Linked DNA regions of Mus musculus: region 1 is linked to region 2. A link is a contact called in ENCODE Hi-C or POLR2A ChIA-PET data. All regions are on one chromosome and are shown on one strand. Each heading gives the region's core, a stretch centred on a gene start or an enhancer-like site at or near the end of the contact. The rest is flanking DNA. Distances are from core to core; before and after follow the strand shown.

Region 1 (5,274 bases), core at 1,574-4,073, 40 kb before region 2:
TGTCTCCTAAGTTAAAATCTCTATATCATATTCACTCTTGACTTGTCTTTAGATCCAAGTTGAAATAGGTACTCAGAAAAAGAGGTCAGAAATCAGGGAGGTGGGAGCTTTTTTTGCCTTCCACTTTGAGATGCCTTTAGGGCCCCCTAGTGGCCATTTTAGGACCTCCAGTTTCTTAAGATTAATTCTGTATGACCCTAACAAAGAGAGGATAGATGAGAAAGGAGGGAGGATGGATGTGTGGGAGGGAGGGCGAGTACAGCTTTTTCACTGGCAGGTGCAATGTTGGTGTAAGGATAAATAGCAGTTGGTTTATAGGGTACAATACTTTCCTGTTTCTCAGTTCTCAGCGAAATCTGTGCTGACTCTTTAGCAATAACAGATATATCTCCTTCTGTATTTTATTCTGCATTCCTTATACTATCTTATAGCCAAAATCTTTTTATGACATTTGTATCTTGGTTTGTGTCAAGGAGGCATAATTCCTAGGCAATCACCTCCAACTTCAGGATACACACACACACACACACACACACACTCAAACCACAGACTTACATTTGCTTAGACTGTGAAATTTAAGAGCTTAACAGTTCTCGAGAGGAAAAATTTAAAATGAGGGAGAATTACCAGTGGCGTATGGGGGTTATAACAGTTTAACCAACTCCCCACTTAGCCCATTCCTTACATCAGTGGTGTACAACTGTAACCTTGGGTTGATTGAGAGAAGCTTTTTCACATTCAATGAGCTTGTTGACACATGCTATGCAACATCAGGAAATCTGGTAGTAACTATGGCACCTCACTGACCCCAGTGAACATTGCTTCCGCTTTACCCCGCTCATATTTTTCAAGATGTAGACAAAGTACCACTTTTGGGCCATTTTAATGGAGACATTTCTTTCCCACATTCATCATATTTGAGTTTCTGATGTTAATTCAATTATTTCCTCTTTTGCTTGTGAATTCCAAGACTCTCCTTTCCCTTATTAACATGTTAATGTATTGTAATAATGCATTTTTACACCATTGATGAACTGAAGCGAAGCGATAAATAAAAAGAAAGCACACATTACTGCTTCAATTTTACCCAGTTCCAAGGTGGGGGCTGGTGTGGGGGAGGAGGAAGAAAGTAGAAAGGACTGCCGTTCTGCAATAAAATAAAATAAAATAAAATAAAACGATCTCTTTGTTTTCTGGGAGTTCTAGAACAAAGCTGTATGTTAGAGGAAGAACTGAGCTGCCTTCGAGCTAAAAGGCTTGGCATTAAACTTTGACACTTTAATGGCTTTTAGGATATTAGATACTATTTTACCATATAATGTTCTTTTCCGACACAATAATGGCATCAAACCCAGATACGATTTGCTATCCCTGCAACGTTCGTGGTAAGACTTATTCTGGTAGAGATAAGACATCAGGACCCCAGCATCGCAGTTAACTATTCCGAAGCAACCGCTACCTTCGGTTCGCATCCTCCAAGACTTAGGCTCCTACTGATTAGGTAAACAGCGCTGGGAACTGAGGGAGAGCCCCTGCTGGTGGTAAAAGGGGTCCTGGCTTCTAGAGAACGCAGGGAAGCCGAGAGTGTCGAGCAGGTCAAAGGACGGTCCAAGGGTGTAGGTATCAAGGCCAGAGCTGGGGATGAGGGATGGGATCAGAGAGGAGCTGGATCTTCGAATGCGAGATTAGAGTGATGCTCCACCTCGGGTAAGATAGTCAGCTCAGAGTCCCGAGATAGGAAGCCCTTTCTAAGGCATCCCACCTCTCTCCATCCTCCCCAGCCATTAAAAGACAGTGGGTGGGCTGCCGGAGGAGATAAGCGCAGGGGAAGACAGAGATTCAGTGGCTCCTACGGATTGGGGGAGGTGGGGACTCTGGGGGAAGGGGCCCCCAGAAGCCAAGGGACCTAGTTGAGGAAAAAACCCGGAAGCTGGATCGCAGTTTCGGAGCTCCGTCTTCCAGTGGGAGTAGACCGTCCGCTCTGGTCCTCTTTCTCACCCAGGCTCTGCTTCAGCCTCAAGGGAGGGTATTCTCCCAAGGGACATCCCATCCCCTTTACTATAACCAAATCTTTCCGCTCCTTCCGCAGTCCGGGCGGACTCTCCGCATCCTCACCTTCCTCATCAACATCCGGAGGCTTAGATGTCCCTTTAGTGGACGTTGAAAGCGGGGCTCTGAGCAAGAGTAAAATTAGAAAGGAGGTGCATCTATGCGTGTATATATGGACACAAAAATGTAGTTTCCTCTGGTGAGGGGGACCAGAGTCTTGCACAGGATTCTTGGATCCAGAATCCAAGCAAGATGATGTCAAACCGCTCAAATCGGGCCTCTTCACAGCTCTGGCTGCCCCATGACCGGTCAACCTAGGGGAGAGCCGCGTTCCCAACCGAAGGAAAAGCAGGGTAAACTTCCTACTTCCCCCCAAACCGTTATTTTGTAAAAGGAGTGGCACGGTGACCCACCCTGCTCGCAAACCGGAAGCAACAATTGCGAACTCAACCCGCCTCTCTTCACTCTCTTTCATCCAAATCTGGGGTAGCCGGAGTCCGGGAAAGAAGGGCGGGGAGCTCCAGCTAGCACCCTTTTCCCGAGACCCGGCCCGGGCTCCGGGCTCCGGGTGTTTCATCCGCCTGCGTTCCAATGAACCAAGGAGCGGAGGGAGGCGCTTGGTCGTAGGCGTAGCCTAGGCAGGGCGGGCACTAGAGACGCACATTCCTGGCGCTACCCATTGGCTGTCCATGCGATCACGGGGAGGAGGCGTGGCCCCGAGGCGGGCTCCGGTCCCGCCCCCGCTCGGAACCCAGCCCAGGATCGCGGTCCTTCCCCCTCGCCCCCCAGCTGCACAGACATGACACAGACACACAGTCACTGCAGCTGCCGAACGAGCCCGACGCTCTAAGCACGCGGCGGCGGCTGGACTAGCCTGGAGCTCCAACACCAGCGCCCGCCAGCGCGCTCCCACGCCGGTCCCCGCACAGCGATTCTCTCCCGGCCCCGCGCGGGAAGCGGGGATCGCGCGCCTGTCCGTTCGCGGCTCCAGGCTGCCCACAGCGTCTGCAGCGGACGAGCGGCTCCAAACCTGAGCGCTCCGGGAAGCCGGCGCGTCTCCAAGGTGGCGGCGGGGGCTGCCCGCCCGGGCTCCCCGCACCCATCGGGCTGCGTCCCGCTCGCGGCGCCCCGGCGGCCGTGACCTTCCAAGGAGCATCTATCCCGGCCCCGCGCCCCCGGTCCCGCGCCCCAGGCCCGGGCGAGGCCCTCTTCAGCGCCCGCTTCTCGCGGAGCCGCGGGCGGGCGGCGCAGGCCCGGGGGGTGGGGGGGAGGGTCACCGCAAGCAGCTACGGTCGGTCCCAGTGCTCGTTCGCCACGCTGGTCTCTCGGTCCGGCTGAGCTGCCTCCAGCCTCCTGCCTCCTGCCTCGCCTCTTCTCCGTGGCTGGGGCTGCCGGTGTACTTGCCTGGCCGGGCCGGTTGCGGGCAGGCCCTGCCCTGAAGGGGTTAAGCGGTCAGGGGCGCGGAAGGTGAAGCCGGCAGAGCTGCGGCTCCCCGTTTCTTCCTGGCGCTGGTTTCCCGGATCCAACCCAGGGCGGCCCCCAGGCCCTTGCCCATGCGAGGCGCCCAGGGCTTGGAAGAGTCCTTCTGGCGTAGAGCAGCTCTCGGCAGCCGCCTCGGAGGAGGAGAAAGAAGGGAGAGTGCTCAGTCCCGGCAAGGCGGACCTTTCCTATTGATATTTGGAGCCCAAGGCTGTCCCGAAGTCTGTGCTTGGCACCGTCGGTCGGTCGGGTTAGAACAGCTCCAGCTGGGATCTCCACCAGGACCCACTGCACTTAGTAGGCGTCAGTGGCACCACGCGGTTCAGCTCTTTCGGAGTGTACCTCTGCCTGGATGTAGTCAAGGCCAAGGTAAGAGCCCTGATGTGCGAGAGAACCATCGTGGGAACGCTTTAGTGAGCAATGCTGGACAACTTATCCAAACCTGTGGCTGGTACCCGGTGTGCTTAGGATGCTAGTAAAAAGGATGGGCACACCGTTTCTGACTTGGCTTTGAGTCCCGGAAAAGCAGGAGGTGGAAGACCCCAATCTCTAGTGTCCCCAGGATCTGTCTCAGGGCCTGACATGCTCTTAGGTGTACAAGATATTGATAGGCAAGAGCGAGTTGGTGTGTGTGTGTAGGGGGCAGGTTCTTAGTAACACCTGGAGGTATTGTTTTCCCGCCACCCTGGGACCCTTCCTGCTTTTCTTCGACGTTCACCTGCCTTTTATGATGGGATGCCCAGAGAACTTTCCAATAGGTTGAAAAGAGGCCGGGTTGGGTGTATGCATCCACATTTTCCAAAAGCTCTTTAGGATAAAGTGGTTGGATGGCATGGATACCCGTGAGGGGGAGTCCCAACCAACATACCTGGTCTGTCCTGTTACACTAAACTTCTTGTAGTCATCAGTGTCTACTCAGAGCTTCCTGTAAATGTCATTGCTTCTGGAGGTTGGAATGATAAGTATGTTTATCATGAAGTTATACTGTTCATCGCCTTGAAATGCCCCCGCTCTGTAAGGATAGTTCTTTCTATAAGCTGTCTTTACCAGTGTGAGATTTATTAAACCTGTGCACTTCTGGACTTTAAATGGGTCACTTGAGAGGGAACAGATTGTCTTTTGCTGACCCAGTCCATCTCCTGGGTGACCCTTTTTAATAGGGATGCACTGGTTTGGGTTTTGTTTTTTGTTTTTTTGTTTTCCCTGTTCCAGTGCTGATGTACCTCAGTTGAGTAGGTTTCTGCTGAATTCTGAATCTGTGAATTTTGTCACTCAGTCCATTAAAATGATATCCCGAGGGAGCAAAAGAGCAGCTTACATTTTCTGTGAATGTCACAGGAAGTTTACTGAGTCTTATGTAAGTGTCTCAAAAGAGAACTCATACTCTTTCTTCCTTTAGGGCGACAGAGGGAGGTTGGAGGGAGTGGCACGCCACCCTTTCTGACACAGGCGGGCACCCAAAGTGCTTTCTTATGAGTGGAGGCAGGCATCTGAGGCTGATGTTTCTTTTTGCCTCTCCTGCCTTCCCACCTCAGGATTCACTTTGATAGACTCCAGATTGGGAATGATATAAATTAGGAAAAGAACAGTGGTGATTTCTTTTCTCGTCTCTCACAAATGGTTGATATGAATCAATTACTCATCTGTGTGTTGGGACCTTACTGGAGCAGGAAAAAAAAAAAAAAAAAAAAAAGCAGACTAAGAGAAAACTTCCATGAAGGTTTCACACATCTCTTGGGTATTTTC
Region 2 (5,500 bases), core at 2,360-4,859:
AGGTGTCTGCATCTGTGTGAGTCAGCTGCTGGGTGGAACCTCTCAGAGGACAACCATGCTGAACTCTTGGTTGCAAAGATAACAAAGTATCATTAATAGCTTCAGGGATTAGTGCTTGCCCATGGGATGCTTCTCAAGTTGGGCCTATTATTGGTTGACCTTTCCCATAGTCTCTTGGCAGAATTCTTAAAAGTTTTAATTTTACTGCAGCTCCACCTTTTAGATACCTGTCACACAAAACAGAGCTTCTTATGCAGTCCCTATTCCTCTGTGTTTGGGATCATAAAGTAAAAAATAAACTCTATAAATGAAATAGCTTTCTTGATTTATGTTCATTTCTAGATCTGAGCCTGGCACAGATCTGGTGCTTAGAATGTCTTTGTAGAGTGAGTGAAGATACTTGGAGTTCCAAAATTTGGGTACCTTTGAGAAGTGTACAGGTACCATTGGATGGTGGCCTCATGGATATATCCTTGGGTGAGAAAGAAAGATATTGGATGTATTGATATCTGTAGTGGACTTTTGTTTTGATTGCTTGCTTGTTTGTTTGTTTGTTTGTTTAATCTGAGTCTCTTCATGTAGCTATGGCTGGCTTTTGTAGTGGTGATAGGCATCTGAGAGAATCAGTTTAAAGCTGAAAGGATGTATTTTAGTTCAGAGTTTCAGAGATCTTGGTCCACTGGGAGATGGCTCTGTTGCTTTCAATCTCTGACAAAGCACCATGGAGGAAGGGCATGGCCCCTGAAAGCTGAGCACCGCATGGCAGCTAGGAAACGGGTAGAAGAGTAGGAAGAGACCAAGGGCAGTGTTCCCCTTCAGGAGCACTCCACTCTTCAGTAACCTACTTCTTCCTGCCAGGCCCTACCACTGACATTTCCACCACCTCTTGGCAGTCTTTGTAGACTTCGATTCCATCAGTGGATGCCAACATTGGATGAGAGCCCCCACACAGACACAGCTAGAGGTGTGTTTCACTAATCCCAGAGGCATTTCTCAGCCAATTGAAATCATTTTCAGGCAATTATAATCAAGGTTAGGAAGTGTGTAGCGTGGTGGACTTTCCCAAAGGCATGCTCTTGTGTGGTCAACTCGAAGGCCAATCAGTAGAACATTACCACAACCGCAGACAGCTCTGGCCTCCACCACTGCTCCTGTGGCCCCCCCGGGGGTGTTCATCCTGATTTATGTAGATGGTCCTCAGTATCCCATACTGCTCATCAATTCCAATGCTTGGAGGTACCATGGAAACCGATATGGGTACAATTATTTGTGCTTTGCATTTTTGATTACTCCAGGATTAATCACCTAGTTCCCATGTCTGTGGCTAAGATGAGAAACAAGAATCAAAGAGCTTGTTAGGTCTGGGTTGAAGAATGAGAGCGGTACTTTAAGCTTGTGTTTGTTCCTCACTATTGTAGATATTCTCTTTTATTGCATGTGTTTGCAATTCCAAGACATTCGGGTTGAACAATGTCTGGGAGAGGCCACCTTATAGCCATGAGGAACCAACTATTGCATCTGTAAATCAGGGACAGGCAGATTCCTGGCCCAGAACTGATGGCCACACCTCACATGCCAGAGTTTCCAGCAGACCTCAGCTTCAGTAGGGGCCACAGGAGGCTTCAGAGCAGGAGGGAAGAGGATTCTTCATGGCAGGCTATTTTCTTCTGTTTGCTGATGCCAAATGCTCTGGGGTACTGGCAAGGAATGTCTTCAGTTAAAGCAACCCAAAGTGCTGTGTACTACTCTGTGCCCCCTCAAGTTCCTGGTCCCCTACCTGCTGCAGGATGACTGAGACCGAGTGCTGCTGTGTGGCTTTGGACTTTCAATACATCAGTCCCAGTCACTCAGAGGGCATCCTCCCTCAACTCCAGAGTCCCTTTGGATGGTTGAGGTAACATGTATTCAGGCTGAGGAGCTTTGCTCTCTGTGGTGCGTCCCTCTCTTCCCATAGTTCCCCAGTCAAGGACAGGTGTTGGCTGATATTCTGCATTTTATCCCAGGCCACAGAGTGCTTTGACAACAATTTTGGGATGGAAATCTTTCCGGCCTCTTTGGCCCAGAGATTGCAGGTCCTCATAGAGCTGGGATCAGCTTCCTCTTCTTTCATCAGAGTAATGGGGGTGGGAGTGGGCAGAAAGAAGCTCAGGTATTACAGAAGGCTCCATGCCCCTGGGACTAGAACTTAACTCCCCAAATACCAAATAAGATCTCCTTTCTGGAAGCAGGGATTCTCATAAATGAAGCCAGTATAGTTTATTGCTATGATCCCAGTTACAGAATGCACAGCTTATCCTGTGCTGGCCTCAGGGCATGGTATCAGCATCCTAGTAGAAACTTCCCGGTTTTTTTTTTTTTGTTTTGTTTTTGTTTTTTTTGTTTTTCTTGAACAGCAGAGGAATTGAGTCCTGGATGCTCTGCTTAGCTGTGTGAGTTTGGATAAGATTCTCAACTTCTCTGATCCTGAGCAGAATGGGGATCACTAACTACAGTTTGAACATGTTCAGTTTGTGTTCACTGCTCAGAGTAAAGAAGCACTTACAATAGCCTATTGAGGGTTTGATGTACATTAAACATTCATAAAACTGCAAGACTGTAGATTCCGGAACATTCCAGAGCAGAAGGTGCTTTATTATTCATGGTTTCTAGACAGAGAGATTGAGGTACATGCGGCTAAGTTCCTCCTCCATACTGCCACAGCAGTAGGAAGCTGAGCTAGGATTTGAGCCAAGAGGAACTTGACTTTAGGCTTTCCTGTGTATGGTGGCAGAACCATTTGGGGTTTCCCCAAGATTTCTCAGCTAAAGGGCATGTTTCTATCAAGAAGACTCCCTATTGCAGTTAATATTGATGGTCAACCCAGTGGAATTTTGAATCACCTAGGACATAAACATCTGAGCATGCCTGTGAGGGATTACTATGATTAGCTTAATTGCATTGCAAAGACCCATCCTGAGTGCAGGCAGAGGCATTCTCCAGTTGGCATCCTGAACTGATTAAAGGGTAGGAAGTGAGCTGAGCATTTGTTTACATGTCATTCTGCATCCTGACTATAGACACAGCCACCTCCACCTCATGTACTTATCACCATGCTTTCCTTGCCACTCCCTGGGGCTTTGTGTGGGTGAGGTTCCCTAGCTGAGACCCAGATATTACTACCTTCTACATGCTAGCTTCTCAGCCAGGTCCCCAGGTAGATATGCATCTGTTAGTGCCTTTCCAGCCTAGTGTTCCCTTTGACACTGTTGAGAAAAGTCAACACAAATAAGCCCTACCATGTGACTCTTTTGTCCAGGAAGAGCTCATGCTCACTTATCTAGGCGTGCCTCCATGGAGTGCTGGAGGAGTTAAAAAAAGAAGTACTCGGGCTGATCCAAGTGCTTTTTGTGGACAGGGTAGGAATAATAACACTAAACATGAAGCCAGCAGCAGCGCTCCAGCAGTGTAGATTCTTTCTGCTAGTATCTTGTCCTCTTGGCTGTGAAAGGTGGCCAATTCCCTTTCCTTAAGGGCCTTCATGCTTCCCTGAGCAGCTGGGGCAGAGGTGAGTGGGCCAGTTTTGTTAAAACAGTTTGGCTTTCATGGAAGAGGCTTGTTTTCTTAGTTAGGTCAGTCAGCTCTTGACCCTGCCTCCTTCACTCTGCTCTGGCTCCTCTTCCAGTTTCCAGCGGGAGCTGGGTGAGGACTTTGGATGCTCTCTGCTTAACATCTAGTCCTTACTGAATATCTAGGGTGCTTTCACGGGGGAATTCAGGTTCAAGAACATAAGTGATGCAGTTTGAGGTGGTGGCCATGATAGTGCCAAAGGGGTAGGGCAGCTGCCTTTTATTTTCCCCAGCACTATGTTGAACTCTTAGGTGGAGACTTGGTGAATAATAACCAAGGATAGCATAGATCACATGTCTGCCTTGTGCTGGGCAAGGCACTAAGCCCTCTTTCTGCTCACATGTTCGAAGAGACTGTACGGCTCAAATGCCCACTTAATGAGGTCACTACTGGAGTCAGGGTCAAGTCTAAGGGTGTGTTGCTTATTTCTGCTCTGCCATATAACTGTCATGATGGTCAAGACAGATTTTTGTGTAGGAAAAGATAACGGCTATCTGATTTTATACTTTGCCTTCTAGATCTTCCCCATCTTCTCCTGTGCTTTTGCTTCGTATTTGTTGATCTGGAATTAGAGTGGATTTGCTGGTTCCTGAGGAGTTTAGCTGACACAAAACCAGTAACCATTTCCCGCTGTCTATGAATTCCCTAGCTCTTAACTATTTTTAAAGGTGATCAGCTAATTCCATGTCCTTCATTATAGAGCCAAAAATAAAGCAAAAGCCTGAAGTTCAGTTTATCTACCCCACAAGTATGCTTCGTTCAGCAAATAAAAGCTTGTTTTAGAAAAAAGGAGCAGAGAGAGAAGAAGTGGGGGAGATGATGCTGTATGGGTATGCCATGCCATACTGTATTATTGGCAGTGTTGGAAAAGTTGCAAACGAAAGTTGAGGTTTCCATACCCTGCTCTGAAGCCTTCCCCACTTACCTGTGCTGTACCTGCACATTGGTCCTGACTTTTCAGTTCTGTGTCCCTTTCTGTGTCTTTCCAGAGTGACCAGGGACTGTCACTTGTGTACTTTTCCTGACACATCGTAGGGCTGGCACATCGTAGATGTACTGTAAATGTCAAGGGAATGCAAGATACAGAAAAACATCCTGGGAGATAAGATGCTTTTGCCCAAGTACTTTTTCTAATATCTGTTGTTATATGGACTGGGGCTGAAATTATGGGATGTAAAGAAGCCACTGCAGTTTGATTCAGTTGTTTGTATAACCACAATTATTTTGTGGGGTTACCCAGTGCAGAGTATTCTGTTGGGAAATGGAATAAATACAGAATGGATAAAGAGGCAAAAGGTTTGAAAGCCAACTGCTAGAGAGAGTAAGTCTTCCTCAGTCACTTGTTTCTTGATTTAGGCAGTTATAGCTGAGTAGGAACATAGATTGTGGGTCTGAATTTTAATTCAGATTTTACCATGTATGACCTGCATAACACTTTCCTCTAACATGCCCCAGACTCGGGAGGTTGTTGAGTAAATGTATAAAGCATTCAGGATTACAATTGGTATTGTCTGCTGGTGTTATTTCTGTTAATGAAGACTCAGTTTCCTCATGGAAAACCCAGATGTGTCACATGACATTGTAACAAGGACTGTGAGTCTCCTAGGACTGGACTTAATAGTGCTACAAAAGGGGTGGCTCAGACCCATGGACATTTACTGTCTCACCAGTTAAGAGGCTGGAAGTCTGAAGCCCAGTGAGTTGTCAGGGTCCTTCCTTTTGTCTTCCTGGCCTCCGGTGTCTTAATGCTGTCCTTGGTGCTCATTGGCTAGTGGAAGCATCCCTGACTTCCACTCAACCTTATTTATCCTCATGCTTTCCTCTGTCCCCGCTGTTTTCTTAGACCACCAGCCATGTGAGCCAAGGGTCTACCCTATCTCAGTATACCTCACCT

Evidence for each region. Hi-C counts contacts between places; a loop is a spot of excess contacts on that map. ChIA-PET counts read pairs that join two places held with the same protein, here RNA polymerase II (POLR2A).
Region 1: a map of heart shows a loop between it and region 2 (2.1-fold over the local background). The contact joins the promoter of Large1 here to the enhancer-like site in region 2. A Hi-C loop is called at or near these places in 2 of 37 maps with a recorded cell type or tissue (both heart). POLR2A ChIA-PET finds 5 or more read pairs at or near these places in 3 of 5 experiments (Patski and embryonic stem cell).

What each region holds. Positions count from the first base shown.
Region 1 is chr8:73,351,089-73,356,362 of GRCm38, reverse strand. Large1 (LARGE xylosyl- and glucuronyltransferase 1) reads left to right here and starts at 2,823. Exons shown (of 15, transcript NM_010687.2): 1 at 2,823-3,897.
Region 2 is chr8:73,311,325-73,316,824 of GRCm38, reverse strand. All of the region lies in intron 1 of Large1 (LARGE xylosyl- and glucuronyltransferase 1), which reads left to right. Among named protein-coding and RNA genes, the nearest start is that of Large1, 39 kb to the left of the region's middle. Within about 2 kb of position 3,609, at least 1 of the 3 ENCODE cell types and tissues checked has a DNase peak (open chromatin) inside an H3K27ac peak, as active enhancers do; it is heart, where a contact is called at or near this core.